2 separate regions of the Homo sapiens genome follow, and region 2 is linked to region 1. The links are chromatin loops, found by intact Hi-C in ENCODE. Cell type or tissue: natural killer cell. All regions are shown on one strand. Each heading gives the region's core, and the rest is flanking DNA. Links, peaks and the distances in the headings are about the cores only.

Region 1 (15,439 bases), core at 3,550-11,549:
TGATACTGAGCTACCTGGGCAGCATTCTAGGGGAAAGCCTGTCTTACACCAGGCCAAATTTCAAATGAATAAAAAATGTAAAGGTCAACACCAAAAGCTACCCAAGATCTAGGAGAAAAACAGGATACTTTCTTAATGACCTTGAATATGGTAGACCTTTTCAACTATGAGTCAAATCCAAAAGCCGTAAGAGAAAATACTGGTAAATTCAGGTACATAAAAATAAAATTTATTTTACATTTTATTTTTAAAAATAAAATTTATTTTACATTTTATTTTTAAAAATAAAATTTTACATTTTATATAAGATGAGATAAAAATATTTGTAATTCATACTAATAAAGGTCTTATCTTCCTACTACAGAGGAGCTTAAGTTGAGAAGAAAAACACAAACAGCCCAAAAGAAAATCATACAAGAGGAAAACAATGGGAAAAATTAGATACCATTTTTCTTCATTTGTTCACACACACAAAAAAAGTTTGATGACACCAAGTGGAAAATATTGTTATGTATTACTGTTAAATGCATTAAGTTACTATAAACTTTATGTGTAGGGCATTTTGGCAGTATCTACAAAATTACTAATTATTCCTTTGGCTAGCAATTCTACCTCCACGGATATATTTGTGAAATGACCCTACATAAGATTATTCACTACAGAAATGTTTGTTGGAAACAACACAAATATTCGTCAACTGGAGACTAGTTAAATAAATTATGGTAGCTCCATATAGTGGAATACTATACAGCTATAAATAAGGAGAAAGGGAAAGGGTCCATGTACTGACTTAGAAAGATCTCCAAGAAATAAATAAAATTAAGTGGGTGGTGGGGAAGCAACGGCACAACAGTGTCTGCAGTATGCTACCTTTTGCGTAAAAAGAGACAAGAAAAACTACACTGATTTGTATCAACCCAATACTACCTAGGAAAAAAGATTTGTTGGTATGTGCTAAACAAACTATGTTTACATATACACATAATAACATCAGGACCAGGTGTGGTGGCTCATACCTATAATCCCAGCACTTTGAGAGGCCAACCGGGGGAGGATGGTTTGAGCCCAGGAATTTGAGACCAGCCTAGGCAACACAATAACACCCCATCCCTTAAAAAATTAAAATAAAAATTAGCTGGGCATGGTGGTGTGCACCTGTAGTTCCAACTACTCAGTAGGCTGAGGTGGAAGGATCACTTGAGCCTGGGAGGTTGAGGCTGCAGTGAGCCGTGATGGTGCTGCTGCACTCCAGCCTGGGCAATGGAGTGAGACCCTACCTCAAGAACAGAAAAAGAAAAAAGAAAAGAACGTCAGGTGTGCAGCTGTCTGTGTGTGTCTAGGGTGGTTGGGAACTAGGTAGATGGGGTCAGGGTTGTGAAACAATTTTTAAATTTTCAATAATATGCATATTACCTGTTCAAAAATTAAATCAAAACCAATATTTTTCCCTAATCTAAGCCTAGATGATATTTACTTTACTTCTGATTATGTATCTCTTTAATGACACATTCTTTAAAATTATATGTTGTGCTAGAAATGTAAGATTAATTAGGTTTGGTTGAAATTCATTATTGAAAGAGTAGGTTACAAAAATTAATCATATTCTTGACACTTCTTACTCAATTTTGGCTTTCTTTGTATAATTCTTCTTTATACTTCTACTTCAAATATAACCCTTCTATGTTGCTTAGAAATCTGTGAGAACATTCACTGATCAAGGACCCTAACCTTGTCACTGAAGAATTTTAATCAATTTGAAGTTTTTATGAGCATATAAACGTGTTAAAGTTTTTTTTGTTAAAGTTTCATTCTTTATCACGTACATGAAGTTCTACTAAAGAAGTTAATTGGCCATCTGCATTTCTTATCTATTTTTCCTCTTAAAGTGGAATATAAAATCCTACTTTTATCCTAGGATGAAAAATCATTCCTTCAAGTGGTAAGATGTCTTCAGTGCATGCAAGGATATTTTCCTGACTGTATAAGATTCTCACCAAACACCACCATATTTCTTTTAGAGATCTTTTACTTTGTATTTAACAAGAACTCTTTTTTTCTTTGACACGATTAAGGTTTTATTCCAGTTAATCGCAAACACAATTTAACCTTCAGGAGTTCCCTTTTAAAAAGTTTGCTCTTTCACTTCACTCATTATACATCCTCAGCCCACCCTGTAGATGTATTTTGGAACACTTCACATAATTATTAAGTAATTGTATCATTTGTTCTTTCATGTTTGTCTTCTGGTAGCTTCAAGGATAGGAACCAAATCTCTCCTATTCACCGTAGTTACAGTCCCCATGCCCCAAGAAGTCTAATGAATTGTCTTGTACATAGTAAATTCTCAGTATGCAGTATATTTGTTGAACAAATGAATTGCCTTTGTCTTAACATCTTAACGTCTATTAAAATTACAAGCTCCTTGAGATTAGAGACTGTTTCAAAGGAGTTGGTTTGGTATACAGCTAAAACAGTATAGAACCAAATTACATACTTAATTCATTTATCATGAATGAAGCAATCACACATCACTGGCAACAGTAATATTGACAGACCCATAATCAACATCCTTGAAGTAACAGAACATTGCTGGCTTGACTAAAAATAATACAAATTTCAAATTATATTTTGTGTCAAATAATTCTGACAATTTTTTATGCTTCACTGAGAATATTAACCTTTGCAATGAGGTGTTATCCACTTCCAAGATAGGTTCTACATGACCTATATGAAATAGAGTTTACCTCCAGTAGGCAGTCTTTTCATAAAGCCCAGCAAAATAGTGTGAGGGTTGGATACTAAAAGCATTTACAGTATGTACAAGTGGAAAAAGTGTATCATCCATTCAAAACTGTTTAATTTTCCTTGGGTTGTTATAATGACAACTTCCTTAACCTGATAACAGATTTTTAAAAATGTAATCATGTATTTATTTTATGGTTTGCACAAGATGTACCTTTAGTACATCCAGATTTTCATAACCCGTCAAACAGTTTTTCAGTATGTGTTATGGCAGGATATTCTAGAACTGCCAAGAAAAGTAAATTCACAGAGCTGCCTGCAATTCACTAACTATAACAAATTAGCATAAGCAGCTCCATTTTAGAAGGCACGGCTTTTACAAGTTACACAGAAAAATAATGTTGGGTTTGCATTTCTATCATTAAAAACTGCCCTTGCCATGAATGGTTACACTGTGAATATTAAACACAGCCCAGATAATTCAGTGTAGCTCGTCTGTTTGAGGTGGAGCTCCTTAATGAAACATTTGGTTATGATCTGAAGACTAACTAGGAAAACTAGCTAACAAGCACCTATTTTTACGGAATTTTTTCTACTTTAAAAAAAAAAAACGCATATCAAATAAAACCTCTCAACACTTGTCAGCTCTCCTGTGAACATACCATATAAATGGACTGGCACCGGCTGCCAGAGAAAACGAAAGGCCAAATTACTCTCTCCCACCCATGCTGTGAAGTTCAGAGAGAAATCTGTCCTAGACCCAAACCACACAGATAGCATACAATGCACCATTTAGCAAGAATGAAAGAATGGATAAAATTCTTCAGATTTCTCTGCACAATAGCAAAGATCTTATTTTGTTAGTCACCATCACAATTTAAAAGGCCTCTGGTGGTTGCTCACAGAACAAAACAAAGGTATTTTCAAATATCTAATTTGCTTAAGCTCTGTTCATTCTGGCCAAAACTCCAAAAGGCATAAAAACTGTGGCTGCAGGCTTACCTTATTCCAAACATATCCGCAGTGCCGTCAGTTGCCAGTGTCATACTAAAGAGGTCTCATCAGTACCTAGAATAAATCAATCAAGGAAGTGAATTTAGAGTCTGGGTTTTGATTCTGGGAAACATGAAACTGTTTATAACCATCCTGGGAATACTATTTTCGAGCAACCTGGGCAATATAGTGAGACCCTGCCTCAGAAAAAAAAAAACATATCTTTTTACAGAACGGAATACACTATTGGCCAGCTTCGGAATTTTGTGAATGCAGCTGCTTGGAGGGCAGGACCTTCGTTCACCCCTTCCACTCCAACCCGTGGAGAAGGTTGAAGGGACTGTCAGTGCCAGCCTGCTTTATGGTGGGCGAGAGAGTGTGGGGATGGGGGCAGAGATGCAAACTAAATAAGGTTTAAAGAGAAATTAGAAGATGCCTGTCCTGCCATGGACCGTCACAAACAGGCTCTTATTTTTCTGTTGGACTCTAAACTTTAATTTACCCACGTATTCTCTCTTCCTCAAACTCAGAATGTTAGACTTACCCTTCACCCTCCCTCGTGCCTCCTCCCCAAGCACTTTCCCACAGGTATTCCCTATTGAAACACAGGTGGTTGCCCATGCTGGAAATTTGGAAATGTCCCAGTTACAGCCCTTTTCAATCAATCACCAAGTCCAGGTGAATCTACCTCTTTAATAACGTCAGTGTTTCCAGTTTTGTGCATCCCTACAATGGCCACCTAATGCAGCCCATTCTGGTCTCTTTCTTGGATTTTGATAACAACTTCCTAAATTATCTTCCCACCTCCAAGTTGTTACCACTCCTTTCTGGTCTTTTTTATTTTTTTTTTTTTGAGACACGGTCCCACTCTGTCGCCTAGCCTGGAGTGCAGTGCAGCAAACACTGGTCACTTCAGCCTCAGCCTCCAGGGCTCCAGCGATCCTCCCGCCTCCTGAGTAGCTGGAACTACATGCGTGCGCCACAATGCCTGGCTAATTTTTGTATTTTTAGTAGAGACGAGGTCTTGCCATGTTGCCCAGGCTGGTTTTGAACTCCTGAGCTCAAGTGATCCTCCCACCTTGGCCTTCCAGAGTTCTGGAACTACAGGCATGAGCCACCATGCCCAGCCCCCTTCTAGTCCATTTTTTTTACACCCACATCGATTCTTCCCCCGTGCTGATCGTATCATTCCCAAACTTAATATCTGACATTCAGAGTCATCGTGTTTTTTCCCCATCTTATTTTGACCTCAGTTTACCTCTCTCGTTTTATCTTGAGCCTCTTCTGCGCACAAACACCAAAACGCTCTACTTTTTGGTTGCCTGAGAGCAGCGTACCAGATCAAAACCTGGGAACTTCGTATTTGTCCTTTTCTCTCTGCCAGGAATATCGTCCTCTCCATTTGCCCAATGAGCCCCACCTCCTCATCATTTTTACCTCTGTGGAAATCCCTTCCTTCCAGAAGCCTCCACTCACTTCTGATGCCAAGGAGCTTCTGCGGCGCCCTGCACGCACCTTTACAGATGCAGGTGGCTGTTTCCTGTGTTAGACTGCAAGCTCCCGTGAGCTGGGTCCATTGCTCATCGTTGACTTGGCCTGGCAAATAATGACTTGGCCTGGTAAATAATCATTATTTGGTAAATAATGATTACACGAACAAATGTAACTAAGACATCCAGATACAATCTAATGCATTTCATGCAACTCGTGTAACCAAGTGAGGTTTTCCAGCTGTTTCAGCTTCTATTATAACTTACATTACAGAACTGGGGTGTCCCAAGCACCAGATTATAAGAATCACCTGAGTCACTTGACAAACTAACAGCATCCTGTCTCTTAAAGAGACACACGGGAAACTGGTAAAAGTGAATCTGAAGGAAAAAACTGGTGATCAGAACCAGGAATACACTTGTTTTTCACTGCATACCCTTTAGATTTGCCTTGAGTTAAAAAAAAAAAAAAAAGAAAAATACACACACAAACACACTCTCTCTCTCATTTAAAATAAATATATTTACTTTATATATCTTATATATTCATATATTGCTGGAAGAATACACAAGAAACCAACAACATTGAGCACCTCCAGGTAGGTGAATTGGGATACTGAGAGAACAAAGTTGGGATAGAGACTTTATAATGACACTCTTTTATACCTTTTGGAATTTCCCATCATTTTAAATGTATGACCTGGTCAAAAAATTTAAAAATTAAACAAAATCACAGGCTGGGCACAGTGGTTCATGCCTGTAATCCCAGTGCTTTGGGAGGCCAAAGTGGGAGGATCACTTGAGCCCAAGAATTCAAGACCAGCTTGAGCAACATAGCAAGATTCCATCTCAACAACAACAAAATTTTAAAAATTAGCCAGGTGTGGTGACACATGCCTGTAATCCCAGTTATTTAGGAAGACAGGATGGGAGGATCGCCTGGGCCCAGGAATTCAAGGCTGCAGTGAGGTATGATGGTGCCACTGTACTCCAGCCTGGCAAGACTCTGTCTCTTAAGTAAATAAATAAATAAATACACAGATTTTCAGACCCATCCCTGGATGTTCTGATTCATGAAGCTGGAAGTGGGGCCTAAAAAAATCTGTATTTTTAATAAATTCCCTGGGTAATACCTATGATCAGGTAAGTTTGAGGAACACTGTTAAGGTTGGACTTGATCTTAGAGATCATCTAATCCAGTAGTTCCCAAACCTGGGCATCATCCTTGACTTAATCAGAATGTCCAGGGAAGGGTCCAGGGAAACCAGTGCTTTAAAAAGTGCTCCCAGATGATTCCAATGCAGGCACTGGCTTGCAGCTTGCATTGGGACCCATGACAAGAGTGCCATCCATCACCCAACCAATACACGAATTGCTTCTCAGTATCGTATGCACAGAAATGTCTCCATCATTATTGCAGCTGGCCTTCAAAAGAGCCCTTGGCGACTCTCCCTTCCTGGTATTCATGCCTTTATGTAGTTTCCTCCCACACTGAGTAGGGCTCACCTGTAGAACCCATAGGATATTGTGGGAATGATGGAGCGTGGCTTCCAACACTAGGCTGTCAAAGATATTGTGGCTTCTGCCTTGTTCTCTCTTGGCTTGTCTGCTCTGGGGAAGCCAGCTGCCATGTTACGAGGATGCTCGGGGGCCACATGGTGAGCAACTGAGTCCTCCTGCCAATCACCAGCACTGACTTGCCAGTTACGTGAGTAAACCCTGTTGAAAGTGGCTCCTCCAGTCCCAGGCAAGCCTTCAGTTGACTGCAGCCAGGGCTGACATCTGGACTGCAATCTCATAAGAGATCCTGAGACAGAACCACCAAGCTGCATCACTCCTCCATTTCTGGCCCATTGAAACTGAGTGAAGTAGTAAATGCTTAATATTGTTTTAAACTGATAACAGGGTTTTTTGGGGGGAGGTGGGGTGCAGGAGATTGTCACACAGCCGTAGATAACTCATACAATCATATTTTCCCACAAGTGCATTTCTTACCAGTGGCCCCATTTCCGTTTCATCTCCCGTCTGGAAAAATATTCTCTTCCCCAAGCCTGCAAGTAAGGTATTATAACATATTTGCTTTCACAGGTTGAGTGTTAGTTTAGAGTGCCATCATGGGGCTTTCTAACTTGGGCAGCACAACTTCTCAAATACTGTCAGTTAGCAGTGGGGAAACTCGTCAGTCTTACTTCCTGTGGTTCTCTGTGGCTTGGCTTGAGTGGATGGGGAAAAACCAAATGATCTTTTTTTGTGGTGATGAAGTGCTGAGCCCTTGTCCACTGTAGGCCCAGTTCTGGCATTCTCCATGCCCACTGAGGCCTCTCTCTGACCTTTCCCTACACATAGAAGGCAGGACAACTGTAAATGCTCTTTAGCTTGTGATGTGATGTCTGTGCATTACATCTGCCAGATTCTGGATCTTGACCTGAAAATATTGGTTTCTGTTTTGACAGAGGAGATGGGCACCTGATTTTCATCTGGAAAATGATATGTGTGCAACATTGCCAGTATCAGAAAGAGTATTTCATATGCAATTACCCTCCAAGCCCTAGGAGGACTTTAAGTCCTTGGAAGGAAGCCAACCTACTCACTGTCCTTGATGTCATCTACAAAGTCAGAATGGTAGAAATCACATTAGACTTCACTAACGAATCATCAGCCAAAGTCTTAAAACAAATATGTGCATTTGCTTCATGCCAGCTCTTCCTTTTTTCTGCCAGTTTCTGACAATTATGGTCACTTAGCTTTGATCTCACCGGACACCTGATTATTTAAAAAGCCAAAATCCTAAACCCACTGGTGTTATTCTGCTTGCAGATAAAAGCAAAGGTCCATTTGTGAAACATCAAAAGGAATTAGGAAAATGTGGGATGTGTGTTGCTTGGTGTTGCCTAGCAATATGGTTAGGGCACAGGAATCACAGAGAGGATGAAATTCACAGCCACAAGGAAATCATATTATTCATAATAAACACACACACGCACACACACATCCTGACATCTCTGCAAGAATGTTATAAACTGAGTACAGAATTATAGTCACAAGTAGAATAATCTTCGGAGCACTGAAGAATAAACATTCTAGTTGATTGGTTGCTTATACTTCAATGTCTATATGAGTACATCACTCACTTAAATGCAAAAGCATTAAATGCCTGTGAATGGAGTTTACAATATGTCTCATAGACATGAGCTCTGTCAGTATAAGTAAAACATACATTTTAAACCAAATATATTAATATGTAAAACGATAGGACAGAGTATTTAATATATAAAAACAACTTTAAGCTCTTTCCTCACCCTTATTTCAAAATATCTACGTTTACCATGAATGTTCATAAGGGCGGTGGTAAAAAGCATGACCATCAAAGTCAGGTGCTTGTTTTCAAATCCGGACTCTGCCTTTTGCCATGTGACCATGAATGGGTTATTTAATTTCCCTAAACCTGCGTTTCCTCATCTATCAATTTGAAATGATTGTACTACTAAATTTATAGGGCTGCTGTGAGGATTAAAATAAAGGAATCTGGCCGGGTGTGGTGGCCCACGCCTGTAATTCCAGCACTTTGGGAGGCCAAGGCGGGCAGATCATTTGAGGTCAGGAGTTTGAGACCAGCCTAGCCAATATGGAGAAACTCCGTCTCTACTAAAAATACAAAAATTAGCTGGGTGTGGTGGTGGGCGCCTGTAATCCCAGCTAATCAGGAAGCTGAGGCAGGAGAATCACTTGAACCCGGGAGGTGCAGGCTGCAGTGAGCCAAGGTCGTACCACTGCACTCCAGCCTGGGCGGCCTGAGACTGTCTCAAGAAAAAAATAAAAATAAAAAATTAAAAATATAAGGGAATCTATGTAAAGGATGAGTACAGGGCTTGGTTCTACAAATATATTGGCCTTTCTACTTTTTATTATTAATAGTACTGTATTGTTATGCAGAAGGCCTCTTGATTGCTCTTCAATAAATATAGATACTACCAATTAAGCCAAGAAAATGTTACAGGTAGAATTTTTGCCTGTAAGGGGGCTTTGGGGTGTTAGGAAAAGGAGATTATAGCCTCTAGTCCCTCCCCGCCCTATCAATTGTTCTTCCAAAGTCAGAGCCAAGCAACTTGAGTCCAAGAATGAGACGCAAGCCTCCAACATGGCCACTCACTGACGGAAAACTCCCATTCCATGAGGCTGTTCCATCGTAGGGCTACACAGACCAGTATTCTCCCAGCTCCAGGCTCCCCTCCCAGAACAACTCACTCCTGTATCCTGCATCCTCCCAGGTTACAAATCTGGGAGTCTTCTAAAAGGGCTTCCACCTTTCTTCTTTGTAGCTGACCTTGGAAATGTTCTCAGTTCTGGGTAGAGCTTTAATTTCCTCCGTAAGTACTGCTTTCCCAGGCTATGACTGCTTTGCCAGGTTATGATGATGGGAACCTGCAAGTGTGGAAGAAAGGGAGGCATCAGCTGCCTCTTCTGCTTGATCTAGGAGCTCTACTTCCTAGAAACATTTGTGTCCTAAGATATTGGTGAGACAGAATCAGACCAGCTGAGCTACCAGCCTTCCCCTAGGGAGAGGTTAACAGTTAATAGAACACCCTGAGAAATAATATGTGTACCCAAAATAGGCAAAATGTGAAGAGTGAGTGACTTGTAAGAATGAGAAAATTACATGGATCCCATTTTAAGATTCAAAAGTCAGTCAAAAACCAATTGTAAGGCCAGGTGCAGTGGCTCACACCTGTAGCCCCAGCACGTTGGGAGGATGAGGTGGGGAAATTGCTTGAGGACAGGTGTTTGAGAGCAGCCTGGGCAACATGACCAGACCCTGTCTCTACCAAAAAAAAAAAAAAAAAAAAAAAAAGGTCTTAAGAAGAGACATTTTAATGTATTCTTAATATCATTTTACTTGCATGAATTTGGGAAAGGTTTTTGTTTGTTTTCTTCCAACCAGTGAACTATTTAGGACAGAACTAACTTACAAGTCCTATTGCTACTTATATGTTTACGAAAGTTCATTTATTAAGATAGAATAAATGCTTTTTTTGGCTTTTAAGAATCGTTGAAACAACATGGGGTTAAAAATAGAAGGGCCCTATTTATAGTAGAACAAAAAGACTAAATTCCTAAGCTTAAGAAGTGAACAAGAGCTATATGAAAAGACTTTAAAATGCCACTGAGGATCACAGAAGAAAACTTGAACTAATGGAAGGATGTATGTATTTTTAGATAAAAAGACTTAACTATGTAAAGATGTCAATTATTCCCAATCTATAATGCAAAAGCTCAATTTTAAAAAAGGACTTTTAAAAACTATACAAGCTCATTATAATATGGAAAAATAAAGAAGCAAGAATATTCAGAAATCCTGAAAATAAAAAAACAAGGGTTTTTTAGTTGTATCAGATATTAAAATATAGTATAAAGCTCTAAAAGTAAAAGGGTATGGTATATGAATAGACAAGGCAACTCGATGAATTATAAATGCAAAGTCCAGAAATTGACTCAAATACAAAAAGAAATTTAGTATATGATAAAATGCCACCACTTACCAATGGAAAAGGATAGTCTGTTCAATAAACAATGTCAGAGCAACTGAGTAGCCCTCTGGGGAAAAAAATGAGAAAGTTGTATCCAAGCCTTACATGTTTCACCATGATAAATTCCAGATGAATTAACATTTTTAGAAAGAGCAAAAGGGAAATAAAATCATGAGAGCACTAGAATAAGCCATTAGATAATCTTTAAATATAATCTTGGAGTATGCTTTGAAGCATAGAGTAAAAGCCAGAATCCAGGCTGGGCGCAATGGCTCATGCCTGTAATCCCAGCACTTTGGGAGACCGAGGAGGGTGTATCGCCTGAGGTCAGGGGTTCAAGACCAGCCTGACCAACATGGTGAAACCCCATCTCTACTAAAAATAAAAAATTAGCCAGGCATCGTGGTGCGTGCCTGTGATACCAGCCACTCAGGAGGCTGAGGCAGGAGAATCCTTTGAACCCAGGAGGCAGTGAGCCGAGGCTGCGCCATTGCACTCCAGCCTGGGCAACAAGAGCAAAACTAAAAAATTGATTCTTCAGGACTTTCAGGTTAACTTTGTGTTTATGAGCCCCATTAAAAAGTGGGCAAAGAACATTAACAGACACTTTTCAAAAGAAGACATCCATGTGGCCAAAAAGCACATGAAAAAAGCTCAATATCACTGATCATTAGAGAAATGCAAATCAAAACTACAATGAGATACCATCTCACACCCAGTCAGAATGGCAATTATTAAAAAGTAAAAAAACAACAGTCTGGTGAGGTTGCAGAGGAAAGGGAATGCTTATACACTGTTCATGGGAGTGTAAATTAGTTCAACCATTGTGGAAAGCAGGATGGCGATTCCTCAAAAAGCTAAAAGCAGAACTGCCATTCAACCCAGCAATCCCATTACTGGGTATATACTCAGGGGAATAGAAATCATTCTACCACAAAGACACATGCACATGAATGTTCATTGCAGCACTCTTCACACTAACAAAAACATTTTTACATTCACAATAGCAAAGTCAACTTAAATGCCCATCAGTGACAGATTGGATAAAGAAATGTGGTACATACACACTATAGAATACGGCACAGCCATAAAAAAGAACGAGACCATGTCTTTTGGGGGAACATGGATGGAGGTGGAGGCTATTATCCTCAGCAAACTAATGCAGAAACAAAAAACCAAATACCACATGTTCTCATTTATAAGTGAGAGCTAAATGATGAGAACCTATGAACACAAAGAAGGACTGGGGTCTTCAGAACACAACAGACTCCGGGGTCTACTCGATGGTGGAGGGTGGAAGGAGGGACAGGATTAGAAAAGATGGCTATTGGGTACTGGGCTTAATTCCTGGGTGATGAAATAATCTGTACAACAAACCCCAGTGATATGAGTTTACCTATGTAACAAACCATCACATGTACCCCTAAAATAAAAGTTAAAACAAAAAAAAACTTTGTGTTTTAAGGAGCTGTGTTTTAAATGTCTATCCTCCAAGCAAAGAATATGCCAAATACAGCATATTTCCTCTTCTAAGTGTGTAGTGTTCTACTGTTATATTATCTGATTTAATTTTTCAGGTGAGAGCTATCATTAGGCAGAATTCTGGGATGGCCTCCAAGTTCACTTGAGTTTTATTAGGACACGGCCATGTTGCTGTGCACAGTGGCTCACGCCTGTAATCCCAACACTTTGGGAGGCTGAGGTGGGCAGATTCCTTGAGGACAGTAGTTCAAGACCAACCTGGCCAACACGGCAAAACCCTGTCTCCAGTAAAAATACAAAAATTAGCCAGGTGTAGTTGCCCGCACCTGTAGTCCCAGCTACTCAGGAGGCTGAGGCAGGAGAATCGCTTGAACCCAGAAGACAGAGGTTGCAGTGAGCTGAGATTGTGCCATTGCATTCCAACCTGGGCAACAGAGCAAGACTCCGTCTCAAAAAATAAAAATAATTTTAAAAAAGAACACAGACATGTCCATTTGCTTTTATGTATTATCTATGGCTGCTTTTGTGCTACAACACAGAGTAGTTGAGAGGAGAAGCTGGATGACCTGAAAGACCTGCAATCTGTACTATCTGTCCCTTTGTAGGAAGTTTGCAGCCTCTGGCTTAAACCATTTTGAGTTGGGTCTCTTGGGGGTGCTCCTGTGTGCTGTTTAATCCCCCTCCCTCGACTGCAGTCAGGACCTGTGAATATAATCCATTTCACTCTTTTGATTAGATTACATTATATGAGACCCTCTTAGCAAATTGGATAGAGCCATTCTCCAGCTGAGCTTAAAGAAGTGAGGTGTCTCATGGCGAGGGGCATGTGGTGGGCACGGAACTGTGAGTGGCTTCTAGGAGCCAAGAGTGACCCCCAGCTGACAGCCAGCAGGAAAACAGGGACCTCCATCCCACAGCTGCAAGGAACTGGATTCTGCCAACAACTACATAGGCTTGAAAGAGGATTCCACGCCCCAGAAGAAAAGCCTCGTGACACCTTGATTGTGGCCTTGTGAGACCCTGCATGGAGGACCTCAAGCGTTGCTTGGATGAGCCACAGAAACTGGGAGGTAGTTTGTATGTTGTTTTAAGCTGCGAGCTATGTGGCAATTTGTTACATAGCAATAGGAAATGAATGCAGATCACGATGTGGGTTGCCTGCCTAAAAACAACCACTCACACACACACCTCACCTGCTTTCTCAGTCTTAGGAAGTGAATCAAATCTTTTAGGAGGCATCTAAAAAAGCTTTCCCTGCCAGACGCGGTGCCTCAGGCCTGTAACCCCAGCACTTTGGGAGGCTGCAGATGGGCCAATCACCTGAGGACAGGAGTTTGAGACCAGCCTGACCAACATGGTGAAACCCTGTCTCTACCAAAAATACAAAATTAACCGAGCATGGTGGCGGGTGCCTGTAATCCCAGCTACTTACTTGGAGGCTGAGGCAAGAGAATCGCTTGAACCCAGAAGGTGGAGGTTGTAGTGAGCCAAAATCACGCCACTGCACTCAAGCCTGGGTGACAGAACAAGACTGTCTCAAAAAAAAGAAAGAAAGAAAGAAAGAAAGAAAGAAAGAAAGAAAGAAAGAAAGAAAGAAAGAAAGAAAGAAAGAAAGAAAGCTTTCCATGCTCCTAGAAAGGGGACACAGGAAAGAGACATTTGTGGCCTTTAGACACTCTTATGTGAAGACATGATGTGTGGGGGGCTGTGGTCATCTCATGACCGGGAGAGACCAAGACTGGGAACACAGCCCGCACAAAGCTGAGCAAGCAGATGGAATGAATTGAGTTCCTGGATTGAGATGTGAAGCTGCTGAATCAACTAACCCTGAAGCTTACGTTGCCTGGAACTTCTTGTTACTAGTATGATGGTAAATTCAGTGATTGTTTAAACTAGAGGTCAGCAAACTACAAATCCTGCTCACCACTTGTTTTTGCAGGTAAAGTTTTATTGGAACCCTGGCATGTTCAGTTGTTTACCCATTGTTTATGGGTGTTTTCATGCAACAACACAGAGTAGTTAAGACAAGAGGCCACATGGCCTGCAGAAACTACAATCTTTACTATTTATTCCTTTAAAGGAAAAGTTTTCCAATCCCTTCGATCATTTTGAGTTGGGTCTCCTATCATTTGCACCTCAAAAGCATTCACACAATATTTGATCAGTTTCATTCTGATGAAAAGTGGTAACACTAAACTATACCTGATAATAATGACTCTCTTAGTCCATTTGGGCTGCTGTAGTAAAATACCATAAACTGTGTGGCTTATAAATAGAATTTAATTTTCTTACTCTGCTGGAGGCTGACCTGTCCAAGACCAAGGTGCTGGCAGATTCTGTCTCTGGTGAGAACCCATTTACTGGTTCATAGATGGCCATCTTTTCACTGTGTCCTCACGTGGCAGAAGGGGGTGAACCAGCTCCCTTGGCCTCTTTCATAAGGGCATGAATCTCATTCATGAGAGCCCCACCTTCATGATCTAATCATCACCAAATACCTCAACTCCTAATATCATCACCTTGGGGGTTAGGATTTCAACCTATGAATTTGGTGAACGGGGGCACACAAACATTCACACCATAGCAATGACTATGCGTGTTTTTAAGCAAAGCTTTATTGAAGCATTATCATACACATATAAAAGTTTGAAAAATCATTATTGCACAGCTCAATGAGTTTTCAGAGTGAATATGCTGGTGTACCATCACCAAACCCCAGAAACCCCTTATACCCACCTCAGTCACTATATCCCCCTCCCTAAAGACAACTACCCTTCAGACTTCTATGAGAATAATCTCCACTGACTAATTTTGTCTGTTTATGAACTTCATACAAATGGATTTATAAATGTGTATCCTTCTGTGTTTGGCTTCTGTTGCTCAGCATTCTGTTTGTGAAATTCATATCTGTTGTGTGTAGCAGTGGTTCATTTATTGTCACTGTTATGTTCCATGGTATGAATATATCATGATTTATTTATCCATTCTACAGTTGATGGATGTTTGAGTTGTTTCCAGTTTTTGACTATTATGAATAGCACCGGTGTGAACAATCTAATGTTTTTGTGCACATATACACACCTTCCTGTTGGAGTGAAATTGTGGGTCATTCATACATGATTTTTACTGGGGTTCTAAAAGTGATTCAGTGTCCAAAGGTATACAGTTTACCTGAATAGAAATTTCGACTTGTTCCCTCTTGACTTA
Region 2 (15,439 bases), core at 4,048-12,047, 140 kb before region 1:
CACGGCACTTTCATATCCGTCCTTCGAGTCCTTGCCAATTTCTATGTTCCTTCCTCCTAAGATGTTCCCACCAGCGCCTGGGGGAAGTTCCCTTCGCTTCCTCTTCCTTACAGAAGGACAGGGGCTGTCCTTACCTGGAATGAAGAGGAGGACAGGCTATCTTTGGACATACCTCGTTTTTTATTTTTGTTTTTTTTAAGCCAATACAGATGTTTTGGGATATATATGCTGACATGACCATAGAGAACCTCCTAGCACATTATGGGGATAGATAGTTAAACATTTTTTTGGACTAATTGCTTCTGGTTTCAGAAGCACTGGGAATTTCATGTATCAAATGGCTGCCCACGTCTATTCCTATGCCAAAGTCTAGTCTACAGACACACCCGAAAAGGGTTTTCTTTTCTGCACGTAAGCAGCTAGAGATGGAAAATGTGAGAAGTGCTCCGTCAGGAAACTGGCCTGCAAATTCAGCAGAGAGAGTGATCCCTGGTTCATGAGGCCTTTCCTACACCACACTCTTTTTTTTTTTTTGAGGTTGGCTTAAGAAATCAGCCCAAGAACAAGTGTTAGATAGGAAATCTCACATCCCTTCCGGAAGTCACCAACACAGTGTGGGAGGGACACGTTGGTTGGGCTATCTCTGACCCCAGTTAGCAAAGAGATGAGGGCGGAAAGGGCAATTTGATTTGCCTCTGCTGGAAATGGAAGGCCAGTTTGTGAGGAAGATCAGCCTTGGTTTGACAGGGCAGTCACCCTGAGGAGGAGGAAAAGATTGGTGTGTGAGCAAGTTACGTAAATGGGTGTTGTTTTTGGCAGGGAAGTCAGGAATGAGTCACTTCTGAGCGGTGTTTTCTAACCTCAGGTTTTATCCATGTGGGAAAGGAGTGAAGCCAGCAGTGGAGTCAGGGCAGCTCTCCTCCTGCACGTGGGGGTTCGAGAGCTGTTGGCATTAAAGAAAGAGGGAGGCAGTGACTTGTCCCCAGCAGGCGTCCCCAGAGACACTGCCCTTCTGCGGAAGCTGTGAGGGGTCAGCAAAGCCACCCCAGGTTGGCTCAAGGACCAGCTTGGCTCCTTTGAGAAATGGTGGCGTAAAGGTTAGGGACTCAGGGAGGACCCCCTGGAAGGAGAGAGCCTATCAACTGCGGGCCTCCAGACCACAATATTTGTGCTGGAATTCCAGCTCTGCCCCTGCCAGCCTTCAGTGACCTTGGGGTTTGTCAGGGCCACTTTGAAACTCAGTTTCCTCATCTGCAAAATGAGGGTTGGAAAAGCCTAGTCCCTTCCTTATGGAGTTACGAAGAACATGAGGGTAAAGTGTGTGGTCCGGTAGACAAGTGGAGCTGCTGCCAGGGCTGCTGATTCTGTGGTGTGGGTACAGCCTGGGCTCAAGCCCTGCCTCCTATATGCCCACCTCAGGACTCCTGGCGAAGTCCACCTCACTCATCCCACTGGTTCCTGACTTGGAGAATAGGATGGTGACGGTTCCCACCTCAGAGAACTCCTGAGATGTTTTCACAGACTATTTATAGAAAGCACCTCACGTGGCATCTGGCCAATACAAAGATCTCAAGATGATGTGGTTCTTATTTTTATTTGTTCATATATATTTTTAAGAGATAGGGTCTTGCTATGTTGCTGAGGCTAGACTTGAACTCCTGGGCTCAAGCATTCCTCCTCCCTCAGCCTCCTGAGTAGCTGGGACTATAGGTGCGGACCACCATGCTCGGTTCTAATTAATAATATTTTTATTTATTTTAAATACATGCTGTATTTTGTGAAATGTGTTTTCTGTCTAAAATCCTACTTCTGATATTTTCTATTTTTGCATAGTGGTTTATCATCCAGCAGGCCTGGGGGACGCTCTGTCTTATGTTATTTTCACACTCAATTGACCCAAGTCCTTCTGACTGTATATTAAAAATGATTTTAGAACTCCAGGACATTGGGAAATTTCATTGCCTTGAGTACAGGTTATTTAGGTTGGTGCAAAAGTAATTGCGGTTTTTGCCACTAATAGTAATGAGAGACATTCTGGGATGAAGCAGAAAGAAAAACAGCAATCTAGTCACTTCTTTGTGGTTTGAAGTGCTCCCTGGCCCAGGCCATTGTCTTGTCTGTCCTTTTTTCCTTTCCTTTCTTTCCCTCCTTCTCTTCCTTTCCTCCTACTTTATCTGCCTTTGACCTGAACACCTCACACCCTTCTTCACCATTCCCAGGAAACTGGACTGTTATTGAACAGGAGTCCTTGAGGATTATTGGTCTAAATCCAGGTCTTAAGGAGGAAGCTCAAAATTCAAAAGTCGTTACATTCTTAGGCATATCAGACTTGAGTGAGCCCTCCTGCAGAAGAAGATGGCAGTTCCCACAACTCTGCCCTGGTCATCCTTAGCGCAGCTCTCTGAGTGACGGCAGACAGTAGGTAATGCATGCACCTACTGGCATTCAGTTTCCCAGTTCGGGGCAAGAAATTACTGCAAGACTTGTCAGCATCATTCATCTGTGAGTCCCTCCAGGTTGGTGATAAGAGGCACAATCCCTTTGAGGTGGTCCCAGGGGAGAATGTGCATCCTGGTTCATGCTTCCAGAGGAGCTGGAGACCCAGCGTGATTTTTCTTATTTCCTGAGTAGCAGAGCCAACAATATGGGCAGAAGTGGACAGTTACATACATCTGCTTGTCTGGCCTTCCATGAGAGGACTACAGTTGTTGAGGGGGAAGGGGGAGGGGAAGAACTTTGGAAGCAGAATGTTAATCTCCTTCCTTTCTGCGAAACCTAGAAGCAGGAATTTGTTTCTTGTTCGTTTGTCTGTTTGTTTGTTTGTTTGAGACGGAGTCTCACTATGTCACCCAAGCTGGAGTGCAGTGGCGCGATCTCAGCTCACTGCAACCTCCGCCTCATGGGTTCAAGCAATTCTCCTGTCTCAGCCTCCTGAGTAGCTGGGACTACAGGTGCCCACCCCCACGCCCAGCTAATTTTTTGTATTTTTAGTAGAGACGGGGTTTCTACATGTTGGCCAGGCTGGTCTTGAGCTCCAGACGTCAAGTGATCCGCCCGCCTCAGCCTCCCAAAGTGCTGGGATTACAGGCGTGAGCCACCACGCTGGCTAGGAATTTGTTTCTAAGAGGAGATGTCTTCAGAGAGAACCTCAGGTTTTCCACAGTCTCCAAAATTTTACTAAAAGTGCAGAGAAAAATGACAGAGAAGACCTGGAAATTTTTGTAAAGTGAGGCATCAATTCATTTTATCCCACTGAATCCTCAACAGGTCCAGATATTCCTTATTTCTTTCTCTTCCTTCTGGTCTAGCAAGAGGTCTGTGCTCTTCCTAACTTTCTTTAGTGACTTCCGAGTGTGAGATGCCTCTTGGGAACTGCCAGGCAGAGGATTGGTCAGTCTTCCTCTGGAGGTTCAGGGATTAGTAAATGGTAGCCCACGGGAAAAATCCAGACAGCTGCCTGTGTTTGTAGATAAAGTTTTATTGGTGCATAGCTGCAGTTTTTCCTTTGGGATTGTCCTAACTGCTTTCCTGCTTCAGGGGCAGAGTTGAGTAGTTGTGACAGATAGCTGCAATGACCCTCAGCGTGTGAAATGTTTACCATTTGGCCCTTTGGAAAAATGTTTGCTGACCCTAGGGTTTGTTTAATCTTTACTATGTAGATGTTAAACTGCCTAAGGGAAAGAACCACAGTATTTCCCCTTTGTTCTGTGCTCCTCATCCCCTGGTATGGCAATTTTTAAGTAAATATTCACCAGATGAGCAATATCCTAAGTCCCAAGATATGTTGGCCACTTACTCAGCTAATAAATGGGAATTCAGGGAAACAGGCTGGGGCCTCCCTCCCTCCCTTCCTCCCTCTCTGTCTCCCTCCCTCCTTCCTTCCTTCCTTCCTTCCTTCCTTCCTTCCTTCCTTCCTTCCTTCCCTCCCTCCCTCCTTCCTTCCTTCGTTCCCCTCTTTCCCTCCTTCTCTCCTTCTCTTTCCTTCCTTCCTCCTTCCCTTTCTTTTCTTCTTTATCTCTTTCTTTTCCTTTCTCTTTCTGTGTTTTCTTTCTTTCTCTCTCTTTCTCACTGTCTTTTTTTTTTCTTTCCCTCCTTCCCTCCCTCCCTCTCTTCCTCCCTCCCTTCTTTCCTTCCCTTCCTTTCCCCTTTTCCTTCATTTTTTTCTTTCTTTTCTTTCTTCCTTTTGGTGGGAGCAGACAGGGTTGTTTTTTAAAAGACGTTTTCTTCCCTAGAGTCATCTCTGCTCTCCCCACATAGCCTCTGCCAGGATGTACTCCATCACCCCAGTTTACTATCTTTCAACACAGATTCGGGACGCAGACAAAGCAGGACATTCCTTAGGAAATTGTATATGTAGCCTGAGAGTCCAGACACCTGCGATTACAGACTTTGGATCTGTGAGCCCCCTCTGACCGTCCTACCCCAAAGCATCATGGTTTCAGGTTAGTCACTCCCTTATGGCTTAATGCTGTGCTATTTCTGTGCCTCCTACAAACGTTTTCCTAGTGGTAAACACAGGGACTTCTCAGGGCATATACGGTTGACCTTAAAACATCTGAAATGTTTTGAGGCCCCATCTCCAGCCTGTTTGCCTTCTTTTTCTACCGATCCCCTTGGGTAATCTCATCTACTGCCCAGGCCTCCAGCAGCCATTTATGCCAACACCTCCCAAAGATACAGCTCTCGGTCCCACCTCTCTGCCGATTTCTAGATTTCTGCTCAAATCCCTGATGGGCATCTCCACTTGTGTTAGCTATAAGTTAGCAGGACCCCATGACACTGTCATCTCCCTTCCTCCATTCTATTTGCCCTCTCGTGTTCCATAGCTTTCTCAGTGGACTCACCACCAGCCAAGGATACCCAAGCTAGAAGCTTTGCAGTCATCAGACTTCTTTTTCTCTTGCTTTTCTCCAGGAACTAATCTGTGCCCACTCTACCTCCTGGGAGTTTAACCATTGTTAGGACTTATAATGAGCCAGATAGTTGGCACTGTGAATTCAGAGTGGCCCAGCTGGGAATGGAGGAGCAGCGGTTTGAAACTAGGCACTGTTACTTCAGGATTCATATTCTTGACCACCAGGCTCGACCGCCTGCCAGCATAGGGCTGCTGAGATCTGCACCTGTCAGCCTTTTTGCCTGGATAACTGAGATAGCCTTTTAGTGGCCTCCTGCCTCTGGGCATTTCTCTCTTCCACGCGGTTGTCAGTGATGCCCCCCAAATGGAACCCTCACTACCTGCTTCCCCATCTGAACAGCCTTCTGTGGAGTATGGAGCCCATGGCCACCCTGATGGAACCCATCAGTGCCTCACGTGGTCTGGCCCCACCTGGGTTTCTCCACTCACTCCCCTACGCTTATTGTCCTGCAGCTGCAACTCATGCCTGCCAATCCCCAGCGGGGCCATGAACTCAGATGCCTTTGCTTCATGTGGGACGTGCCCTCATTCCCTTTGGCAGGCTCCCCAAGCCCTGATTGAAATGTCTCCTACTCTAGAAACTTCCTCTTGATCCCCTGAGGCAGAGATAATGGGTTGTGCTTCATTTACTGTAGTAATGACCACACTTCAACTGGAGCTTGACTGTAAGACCCGAGGGGGCAGAGACCAAGTCTGTCTTCACTCCGAGTCCCCTCGAGGAGCCTCCACACGTGCTGGATGAAAGGTCCTCAGTGTGTACATGATGAATCAGTGTGGATACTCCTACTGTATAAACTATTCTGGGAATTCACTGAGATAATATGTGGAAGGCACTCAGCTCAGCATGGAGCTTTTAACACATCGTAACAGCTCATCCAAAGCAACTCTGCTTACTTTTTGGTTGTTTATCTTCCCTCACCCACTAACTCGCCCAAGGGTGCACTTTCTTCCGGGGTCAAGTCTCCATCTGACTCCCCAGCACTCAGACTGTAAATGTAGAGATAGAAGTTCTGACCCAGTGTGGCCACCGTGTTACTTTAGCCTTCTTACCATTTTTGAATAGAAACATGAGGATGTGAAATGTGAACTTGTGTTGTTGATGATTATTGCCATTTTAAAGGGGACCTTCTTTAGGTGTGGGAGGGAATTGATCTGAGCCCATGGGAAATACATGTCAACTTGGAGAAATAGCCTTATGATGGCAGCAGTCCTCTTTTCTTCTTCTTTGTAATAATGATGGACAGTAGTGGTAACAAGTGCTCATGTACCACGGGCTAGCCAGGCGCCCTCACTGCATGGTCTCATCCATCTTCCTGGGGCGCCTATGTAGTAGGTACTGTTTTGATCCCTTTCTGCTAATGAGGAAATAGAGGATCCGAGAGGTCAGGTTATATGCTCAGAGTCACAGAGCCAGCTGGTAGTTGTTCCAGGGTTTGTTTTCTGCCAGAACGTGAGTTTGTAACCTCTCTACCATGCCGCCTCCTTACTCCACCAATTTTCCAGGCACAGACATGGCCGCTTCAAGGACTTTGCGTCTGTTTGCCAGGCAGATTGGAAGTTGTGCCTCCACATTTTGTTTTCTTTGGTAGTGGAGTCTTTGTGGGAGACACTGTGCCCTCCTGATAATCAGAAGGCAGCTCGAGTGGTCAGTGTATTTGCTTTGTTTATAAGGTCTGCCCATGAATTCTGGAGGAGGAAATCATGAAAGACTTTTCCTTTCAGACTGGGCATCTCATTTGCCAAATGACAATTATGTGTGCTACATACATGTACTTCCAGCAAGTTCCAGGTTCCCAGGTCTTAGGAAAGTTAATGACAGGAAGACTGTCCTACAGAACTTCCTCACTGTGGAAGAGATTGACAGCAGCTCATCTAATTAGGGCCGTTATGAAAAGTTGGATTAATAGCGATTTTTGTTTTTCGCTTGCGTCTAAAGAAGCATATGTTCTTTGGCATCATGTGATGGTTATTAGATCTCAGCTTTTGCCCGTTTTGCTCAGAGAAGCTAAATGCACCAGATACTCCCCACATCTGAGTCTTTACTGGTTGAAGAATATTCATGTTTGGGCGAAGGGAAAGGGAGGAAGGTCTTCTCATTTTATAAAGTGCCCAGCACTGTGCGTGGAGCCAGTAGGTACTCTATCTGGGCTACATGGAATAGTCCCAATTGCAGATGAGGAAACTGAGTCTGAAAAAAGCCATGTGTCTTACCCAAAGTCACCCAGTTGGCAGAGCTGGGATTTGAACACAAGGCCCTCAGAAGTCTCTCAGCTTTCTCCCATGCTAGCCAGCCTTTAAGTTACATGAGTACAATGTGAGGGAGCTATTCAGTGCCCTGTACCCACTTTGGAGCTCTGCCTACTAGAGAGCAGTGTCTATCTTGTTTTCGTTTGGGGTGGGAACAGGCTGCACTGGTTATTTGATCTGAGAAGCAAGTAGTCACTGCTTGGTTAGCCAATGAGTTTTAAAGGTAGACCTTTAAAATGGAGTGGAATGGAAGCACATTTTTTTTTAATAACAATGCATGAGCTTTTCCTTAATTTCTGCTGGTGTCTTTCTTGTGGGTAGCTTCCTCACAATTGTTAGAGGAGAGCTTGTCCCCGACAGAAGAAAGGCTCTTCCTCAGTTATCGTTTCTGTAGGTTTTCTGGAATTCATCTTGAGGGTAAGAGTGAAGGCTGGGATGCACTGCAGATAGCTATTGCAAACCCCTCTACTATTTCCGATTAGTGGATACGTGTGTGAGTTGTATGCCTGTCTTATATTTACAAGAGGAAGTATCCCGTTTAATTTTACTTTCACACCAAAAACCCAAGTGTTAAGAGAACGCGGTGTTTTAACACTCCCTCGGTTATCAGCTGCAGAGCGGAGGTTGTATATTGTCACATACAGTTTTTGGAGTATGTTTCTACATTTGTTACCTGGCAACATTGCTGCACTGGGACGCGAAGTTGTATTGGTTCCCAGCAGACCCTCGCTGTTCGTACTGTAGAAGGCAGAAGTTGTTTTCCTCCGCGGGGATTTAGAAGAGAAGGCACAAGGCTAGTGGGGTTTGGCTGACAGATGGGCTGATGCGCTTCGGTGACATGACCCAGAACCAGGCACTGGGCAGGGGATGTGGACTCTTGTCCTGTCCCAACAACAGCTCCCTGTAATGCAAGGTCACGTGGTAGACAAGGGTTAGTATTAGGTAACCTTGAATACTAATTCGTGATTCTTTATCTTCTCAAAGTAAAAACAAAAGAACAAACTTTTGTTCTGGTCATTTTATGAGTCATCTGAGCACTTGCAGAACCATAATGGCAAATAGCTAATACATGGCACCTTTTCAGTTGCTCACATTGGATACCCAATTCCCTGCCTTCATTTATGCATTATTGTGGTTTTGACCACCTACTGGTTCTGATGAGAGAGGAAATCCCGTAGTAGGAGTGATAGCCAGAGCATCTCTTGCTGAGGTGACCCCCTGAGCTGATTATAGCCCTATGGGGTATTTTGTTTTGCTGATACATAATACATTGAAAACACTGTATATAGAATTTTTTGAATGCTTAAGTGGGGCCTCCATATACACTGAGATCATTTTATCCCCCTACCTTCCACTGCACTTCACTGACACTTAACCCCGAAGACATTTGCATTGGAAACTTCGCATTATCTGTTTGAAAGTCCTCTCAGTTCAAGCCACACATTCTAAGACTCAGCAAAAGCTTATTGACACCAAGGGCATTGAATTCACCAGCACCTGTAACGTTTCTTGAAGAATGCTTGCTAGGGAAAAGTTCCCATGGTAACTGTTTTTAAAAGAGTTTTGTAGCATCAACAGGTTAGACAGGAAGTCAAAATCATGGAGCTCAGCAGCATCCCCTATAAGCACGTGCTCCTTTTTAACCACCCCTAACAAAGACACTGAAGCACCCTGTTCATAAGCCCTGATGGGCACTGGAGGGTCTGGCCAGGTTGGGCTGGATTTCAGGGGACCTGATTTGTGTTTCCCTGTGCAGTGCTCGTTTCCATCACCATCTTTAAGGAGGAGGCCTTTTCCATCCACTGGACTCTTACCATCGTGCCTGTTAAGGAACAAAAAGACAACTGCTTAGGCCTGGAGGGTATGTGGAAACCACCAGTTACCTTTGAATATACCTGTGGTGCTCGAACCTCCTTTAGAAAACCCAAGATGCCATTTTAATGATGCTTTGCTCTTGGGTATCAAATTTACTCCTTAATTTACCTCAGGAGATGTTCTAAGAGGAAGCCACAAGATTCCATACCTGCTGTTGTTGTTTTAGAGCTGGTGGATTTTTTTTTTTTTAATCCGCGGAGGAGGACTTGACCCTGTGGGTTCCTAACTTGGATGGCCATGCAGAGCACCCTTAACTTGGAAATCTATATCCTGCTGTTTAAACTTCAAGATGATTCCTATCTGGATTAAAGTCCTCAACCAGCAGGCCGAGGCAAACTCTAAAGAAAAACAAGGTCATGCTGCATTTTTTTTTGGTAAGCACAGGAATCAACAAAGAGATGTTATATAACTTCTATTTATATCCTCCTTGCTCACTATCTGCAGGCAGACAAGAGTCGCTGAGAAGGGATTTAATGAGCTCTCTGGGTTTGCTCACCTTCCTGAGCTGGTAGGAACCAGCTTGTTCTCAAATGCGTCAGTAAAGAATCTGGCTGTGGGTGGGCGGCCAGGGTAGGTGGACTGCGTTGTTGCTATGGTGTTTTTTAATTCCCCTGTCTCTCAAAGATCTCACTCCCCCCTTCCCTGACTCCTTCCTTTTGCCCCCTTCCTTTCTTTCTTTCTTTTTTTTTTTAAATCTGTAAGCTTCCTTGTTTCTCACACCTACTCATGATTCTTGGAGCTGTCTCCGGAAACAGAATATTTTCCCTCTCCTTCCTAAGTGCTCAGCTCCCCCATTGTGTAGCCCCGGGACATCAGAAGTTGTTTTCTAAGGTGTGTTTTTTCCACCCTCCCTTATTTCTTTTCCCATGATTTTTTTATTACCAATCCCTCCATGAGAGAGACCTATCCTAGGAGTCTTCCATCTTGCCTGATAGAAGTTTTCTCTGGCATATTCCAAATTCAGATTGCTCCAAAACCAGGTGAAGTCTGTTGCTAGTTGGACAGTCGGTATGGCCTGGAGGAGAAGGGCTGTTTGTATTTCCATGCATCCTCCTTTGTCCTCTTGCCCTGGGTGAAGCAATGACGTCTCTGTCTCCTCTAGTGCGTTATAAAATAGAACCGCAAGAAAACAAGAGAATGGGTTTACCCCACAATCATAATTCCTGGAGCTTGGGTAACTCCTGTTACCTGAAGGTTGCAGGTTGAAATGACTCAGCTTGCATTTAATTAAAAAAAAAAATGCTGCCCCATCAGATTCTCAGCAGGGACGACGAATGCACCTTGCTGAGAACCCTATGGCTGCCCAGGGAGTGGCCCCCTGCACCCTGGCCGGCCTGGTGGTGGCCACAGAGGCTTCTGAGATGGCTCTGTGTTGTCCATCACATTCCCACCAGAGCAGAGACACTTAGAAGATGTGAGTAGGGAGGTTAGGATGAAAAGTTCTTAGAAAAGAATATGTAGTTCCATGAGGACAGGCTGAAAAAATTTTTAAAAAGCCAAACCCACCTCTGCCTTGCCCAGAAGTTGTGCAATCCTTAATAGCAGTAGCCTGTTTGAATAATCAGAGGCAAGCTGACTTCCCTTTATTAACTTCTGTTAGAGACATCTGCATAAAATATCCCCGGATTCCAGACCAAGTAGGTAATTTTTTTTTCCCCTCTGAGTAACGGGAGGGACTTTCCCTTTGGAAATCTTCCAGCAGAGTTAACTTCATGGTTGAGACTGTTTTCTCATTATAAGGTGCCAACAGCTAGATTCCTGATGCAGGGACAGTGAAGGCGCCTCATGTACACACTTGGATCCCCTGCTTCCCTGAGAACTGACTTGATGTTCACAGTTGCCTCTGGTTCTTCTGCCTTGACCCTCCTTTTCACGGAGAAATCTATGCCCGCTCACATTTCCTGAGGTCCTCTGAGTTCCTCTTTGAAACTGTCAGAGGCTCTCTCAAAGTTTCTACCAATTTCCTATTCCTGGGTTTTAGACTTTTGATCAAGATGGCTCTGACACTGAAGGGGATAGTCCTGTAAACCCTCTGAAGTCTTCAAGCCTCGTTTTTCCCCTGGAATTCAGGACTTTAAAAATATATATATTTTATTGCTCTTCGAGGAGGATGTGTTGCAGTTGCCCTCACCATATGGTATTTGAGAAATATGTTTTTATTAGCCTCCTTGCAACACAAACCCACAAACTGTTGAGCCCAGAGCTTGTAGCTATCAAGTCTGGGGAGGGAGCCAGGTTTGGAGACGGAAGGTGCACAAATGATCATCCCTCCCGGGCTGTAGTTAATCATGCAAGCTGCTGTGTCACTGGGGCCGGGGTAGTTAACAGTTAACTCGATGGATTAAGGATCCTCAGCCAGGCTGAGCCCATCACAGAGTTACGTGCAAAAACCGGATAAGCCCGTAGAGGTGACAACACCACATCAGCTGCCTTTGGCTGGTCTGCGGTGTGCTGCATATTCCCACTTAGCAGGACTTTGAGCTTTCACATGCAGGCTTCTTCTGGCCATAAAGTTATACTTCAGCTGCCATGGATGCAAAGCTTGGCTTGAGTGTTTCGGAATTGCACCTCCTTCAGGATTATTGTTCATTCATTAATATAGTAAATTTTTTAAAAAGAGAGAAGAGGCCTTACTGTGTTGACCAAGCTGGCCTTGAACTCCTGGGCTGAAGAGATCTTTCTGTCTCAGCCTCCGGAGTAGCTAGAACTACTGGCTTGTGTCACCACAGCCGGCTTAATATAGCAGATGTTTACTTACTGAGCACTCCCTGGGTGTCAGGTGCTATACACATTGGCGTCAATACAGTCAGGGATGAGACCAACATAGCCCCTGCCCTCCAGGAGCTTACAGTCTTGTGGGAGACAGAGCTAGGAAATCAGCTCATCATCAGCTAAATCAGAGCTTCAGAGAAGTGTGATGGGGAAGCAAACAGGCGCCACGAAGCGTGGCCAGGGAGGGCTTCTCTGGGGAGATACCGTTCAAGCTGAGACCCAACAGATGCGAAGAGAAGGAGCTGTGTGAAGAGTAGCAGAGGGCAAGAGTATTTCAGAAGAGGGTTGGCTTGTGCTTGGGATGTTGGAGGAGCTGAGTGAAGGAAGCTAACGCGGTCTACCCCATGGTGGTCGGTCAGGGGCAGAGCTGCGGAAAGTATCTGCTCCACCAGGGTGATGGGCTTGTCATCAAGTCGGGGCTGGATGAGGTGATCTCTGTGGTTCCCGCCGATCCCTAGTCGGTGCTTCTAAAGGGCACCAAGTTGGCTTGGGCCTGTCCCCTGCTTGGATATGCGCTGCCGCCGCCAAAGCCCTAATATACAAAGCAGCTTTACCCAGATGAGTGCTGTGTGATTTCACCCTGCCCTGCTCTAACCGCTTGGCCATCTGTACATCTTACTGTCAGCTGCCAGGGATGCTCTCTGTGGCCGTGTGGAAGTTACCTGGTGGGCCAGCACACAGCAAGATGGGGATGCAGGGTGGGGAGACATGAAGAGTCCCAGAGCATTCTGCTGGGGACCAGACTCGGCTGTACCCGAGAGTCAGTTGAGTTGGGAAGGACTAGGGTTGACTGGGGGTGACTGCAGTCTTCATCAAGGAGGCACTTGCTTTGCTTGATGCTTTGCCACCTAAGCCAGTGTCCTTGCCTCCATCCGGCCTGAGTGGATTTATTTTTTTCGGCTTCTATGGCCAAGTGTCCTTGTCACAGTTTGTGTGGAGAGCAGCGAAGGGAACGTGGCTGGTGTAGACACCCTGCCGGTACTGTGCGGGCTCTCACCTGTTTTCTCTCCTGCACTCCTTGCAATAGAATCTCAAGTGGTTCTCCTCCTCTTTCTCCATTGCAGATGAGGGAACTGAGGATGGAAGTTAATAAATGAGCTGTCCAAACCCACCCAGTTCCTAAGTCACCCCTATGCGTATGTTTCTACCTTGCTAAAGATGCAGGATAGAGATCGCTTTCACTGAGCCGTGTGACTGCACAAACACAGAAAATGGGGGGGGGGTGGCAAGGATTATTCTTGGCATCTGTATAAATTTCAAGTTGAATTCCCTGGGAACCTCGGAGCATTGAGGACAGGAAATGTTGGTTGGTGTTGATTCATTGTCCCTCAGGTACACAGAATGGAAATAAGACCTGGGGAGTTGTTTCCAGAGATCGACTCCCCTGACCCTGCAACTCCTGCTTCAGCCCTCGCTCTCCACGATGCAGATTGCCACCCCCATGGAGGAACAGCACCCAAGTCACTGCCAGGTCCTCAGCACTGGACCCTCCTCCCGGGAAGAGGACTTGATGATAGAATTTTCCAAGCACCTCTTGCATCTGTCTTTTCAGGGTTCATGAGACAAGGTGGAGGTCTGATGAGAAAGTCTTCATGTCCTCCTGGCCACAGTTCCCACAGTGATCATGTGGGTGAGCTGAGACAGGACCTGAGAGTTTCACAAGAGCCACCAGAGGATACTTGTCATTGAATCATAGAACCAGCCCTGGAAGCCACCCTCAGAGGCTAGCATGTGTCTCCTGCAGCCCAGACATGCAGTTCACATTGTTCATTCCTTCTTTATGGACTGAGATTTTAAAGCCCTCTGATTCCTTGGACAAAAGTCCTTCCTGAGATCTAACCAAACTCTCCTTTGCTTTAGAGTACCTTTTTAATAAGCCTCATATTGGCTTGAAGAGCCACCAGAACACCTTCTTGCCCTCTTGGAGGATTACCAAGGAGCTTCCTACCACAGTCCCCTTCCACTTCAGGCAAATTTTGATGTTGCATCTATTTTACATCTGTTTTCAAGGGTATCGTTGATTTGACACTCCACTGGTCATCTTTGTTTTGTCTGGAGGCTTTCCAATCTTCATGACTTGGCTGGAAGAGACAGACGGCTGTGCCGTGTATCCCCACAAAAGATACTGGCCTTTGGCATCTGTTTGACTATTGAACCCAGAGAAAATTTGGAGTCTCCTTAACTTCTTGTTCCTGGGTCAGAGCCACAGGGTCCTCCAGGGTGGTGGCTGACCTGCTTCTCTGAAATCTGGTTTTACTGTTGAAAATTGCTGGAAACAGTGGTTGCCAGTAGCCTGCCTACACCATCAGGGGCTTCCTACGATAATACCTTTAATTTTTTTTTTTTTTTTTTTTTAGGAATTACTGTTTGTTGGTTGAGTTGTTGTTGAATATGTGTGAAACTGTTAGCGTTCTGATCCACACAGGGTGGAGGGGGACCACGCTGCTTACCAGATAGGGCAGAGCTTTCCCAGTAAGTCCCAGTTCCCGTGGGCACTGGGAGACAGGAAAGGAGAGCTGTTGAGCTTTCTGTCTCAGAAGAAAGGTGTTTTTTCCCCCAATTAAAAACATTTTTTTTTTTTTTTTTAGACATGGGGTCTTGCTATGTTGCCCAGGCTGGTCTTGAAATCCTGGGCTCAAGCAGTCCTTCCACCTTGGCCTCCGGAAGTGCTGTGATTACAGCTGTAAGCCACCATACTGGACCCTGAAAAGTGTTTTTAATAGAACAGGTTGGACTTTGCTGCTTGAAGAAGACTGAATTCACCTTGAAAATCATCATGAAGATCCCCTGCCTTGGCCTTGACCCTGGAGCTTAGGCCGTTCCCCAGAGCCCAGTGACCAGATTAATAAGAGTGAAGGAAGGGTTCTTTGTCCTCCACCTTTTCTCTCAGGTGTCAGGCATAGCGAAGGGCGTCTGCCCCACCCTTGCCTGGCAGGGTAGTTGAAACTGGTTTGTCTCTCACTTGTTAAAAGGTGACTGTACAGTGTGGATGAGGGAGGACCTTATTTCAGACAAATGAAATTGAAATGTTGACACCTCTCCAATACAGACTTGCTTCACTTCATCGCTTCCTTTCTACTTGGAAGTCTATGTTATTTCTGAACTCATTAAAGCTGGAAACATCCTGAGAGAGGCTGGTAAACTGAGAGCTGCAGATGTTGGCTGGTTGAAAGCCATCAGACCTTGCAAAAAAGTTTCTTGTTAGGGTGAGTGATAATTTATGCCAAGGGAGGGTCCAATTCTGAATGCCCATTGTACTCACTATTAGGCCCTTTTCATAGGTCAGACTTTTGCTGAAGTCGAGACTGGTTTAAAATGTTGGGAAATGCTTTATGTGGAAAGGCTGGGGATTACTTGAGAGGAGGGTCTGACACAAGCTTGTATTCTGCCTTTGGGTGTATTAAACTTTGACAAGCGGAAGCAACGATGTTTATCTCTGCACGTGCAGAAATTTGAATGGCTTTTATAGCTAGTGAAATTTCAGCCAAATTTTTTTTTAACTTTTACTTTAGGTTTGAGGGTACATGTGAAGGTGTGTTATACAGGTAAACTCATGTCACTGGGGTTTGTTGTACAGATTATTTCATCACCCAGGTACTAAGCCCAGTACCCAATAGTTATTTTTTCTGC

Evidence for each region. A loop is a pair of places that touch in the nucleus more often than their neighbours do. Peaks named below come from ENCODE experiments on the same cell type or tissue, not always from the same donor. Only the 100,000 strongest peaks of a DNase experiment are listed, where the experiment ranks them.
Region 2: it touches region 1 in a loop (6-fold over the local background); 3 of 110 quality-filtered maps call a loop at or near these places.

Annotation. Positions count from the first base shown.
Region 1 is chr3:4,881,979-4,897,417 of GRCh38, forward strand. LOC124906209 (a long non-coding RNA gene) reads right to left here and starts at 5,641. Exons shown (of 5, transcript XR_007095795.1): 1 at 5,173-5,641; 2 at 3,745-3,810. BHLHE40-AS1 (BHLHE40 antisense RNA 1) reads right to left here. Exons shown (of 3, transcript NR_125916.1): 3 at 14,831-15,439. In natural killer cell, for the core only: no CTCF peak of the experiment used is centred there; a DNase peak (open chromatin) is centred at 7,383; H3K27ac peaks cover 1,719 bases.
Region 2 is chr3:4,741,027-4,756,465 of GRCh38, forward strand. All of the region lies in intron 44 of ITPR1 (inositol 1,4,5-trisphosphate receptor type 1), which reads left to right. EGOT (eosinophil granule ontogeny transcript) reads right to left here and starts at 10,564. Exons shown (of 2, transcript NR_004428.1): 1 at 9,920-10,564; 2 at 8,166-8,984. RefSeq lists a silencer at 7,763-7,955 and enhancers at 8,617-8,686, 13,252-13,361. In natural killer cell, for the core only: no CTCF peak of the experiment used is centred there; DNase peaks (open chromatin) are centred at 7,865, 9,545 and 10,135; H3K4me3 peaks cover 400 bases; H3K27ac peaks cover 2,967 bases.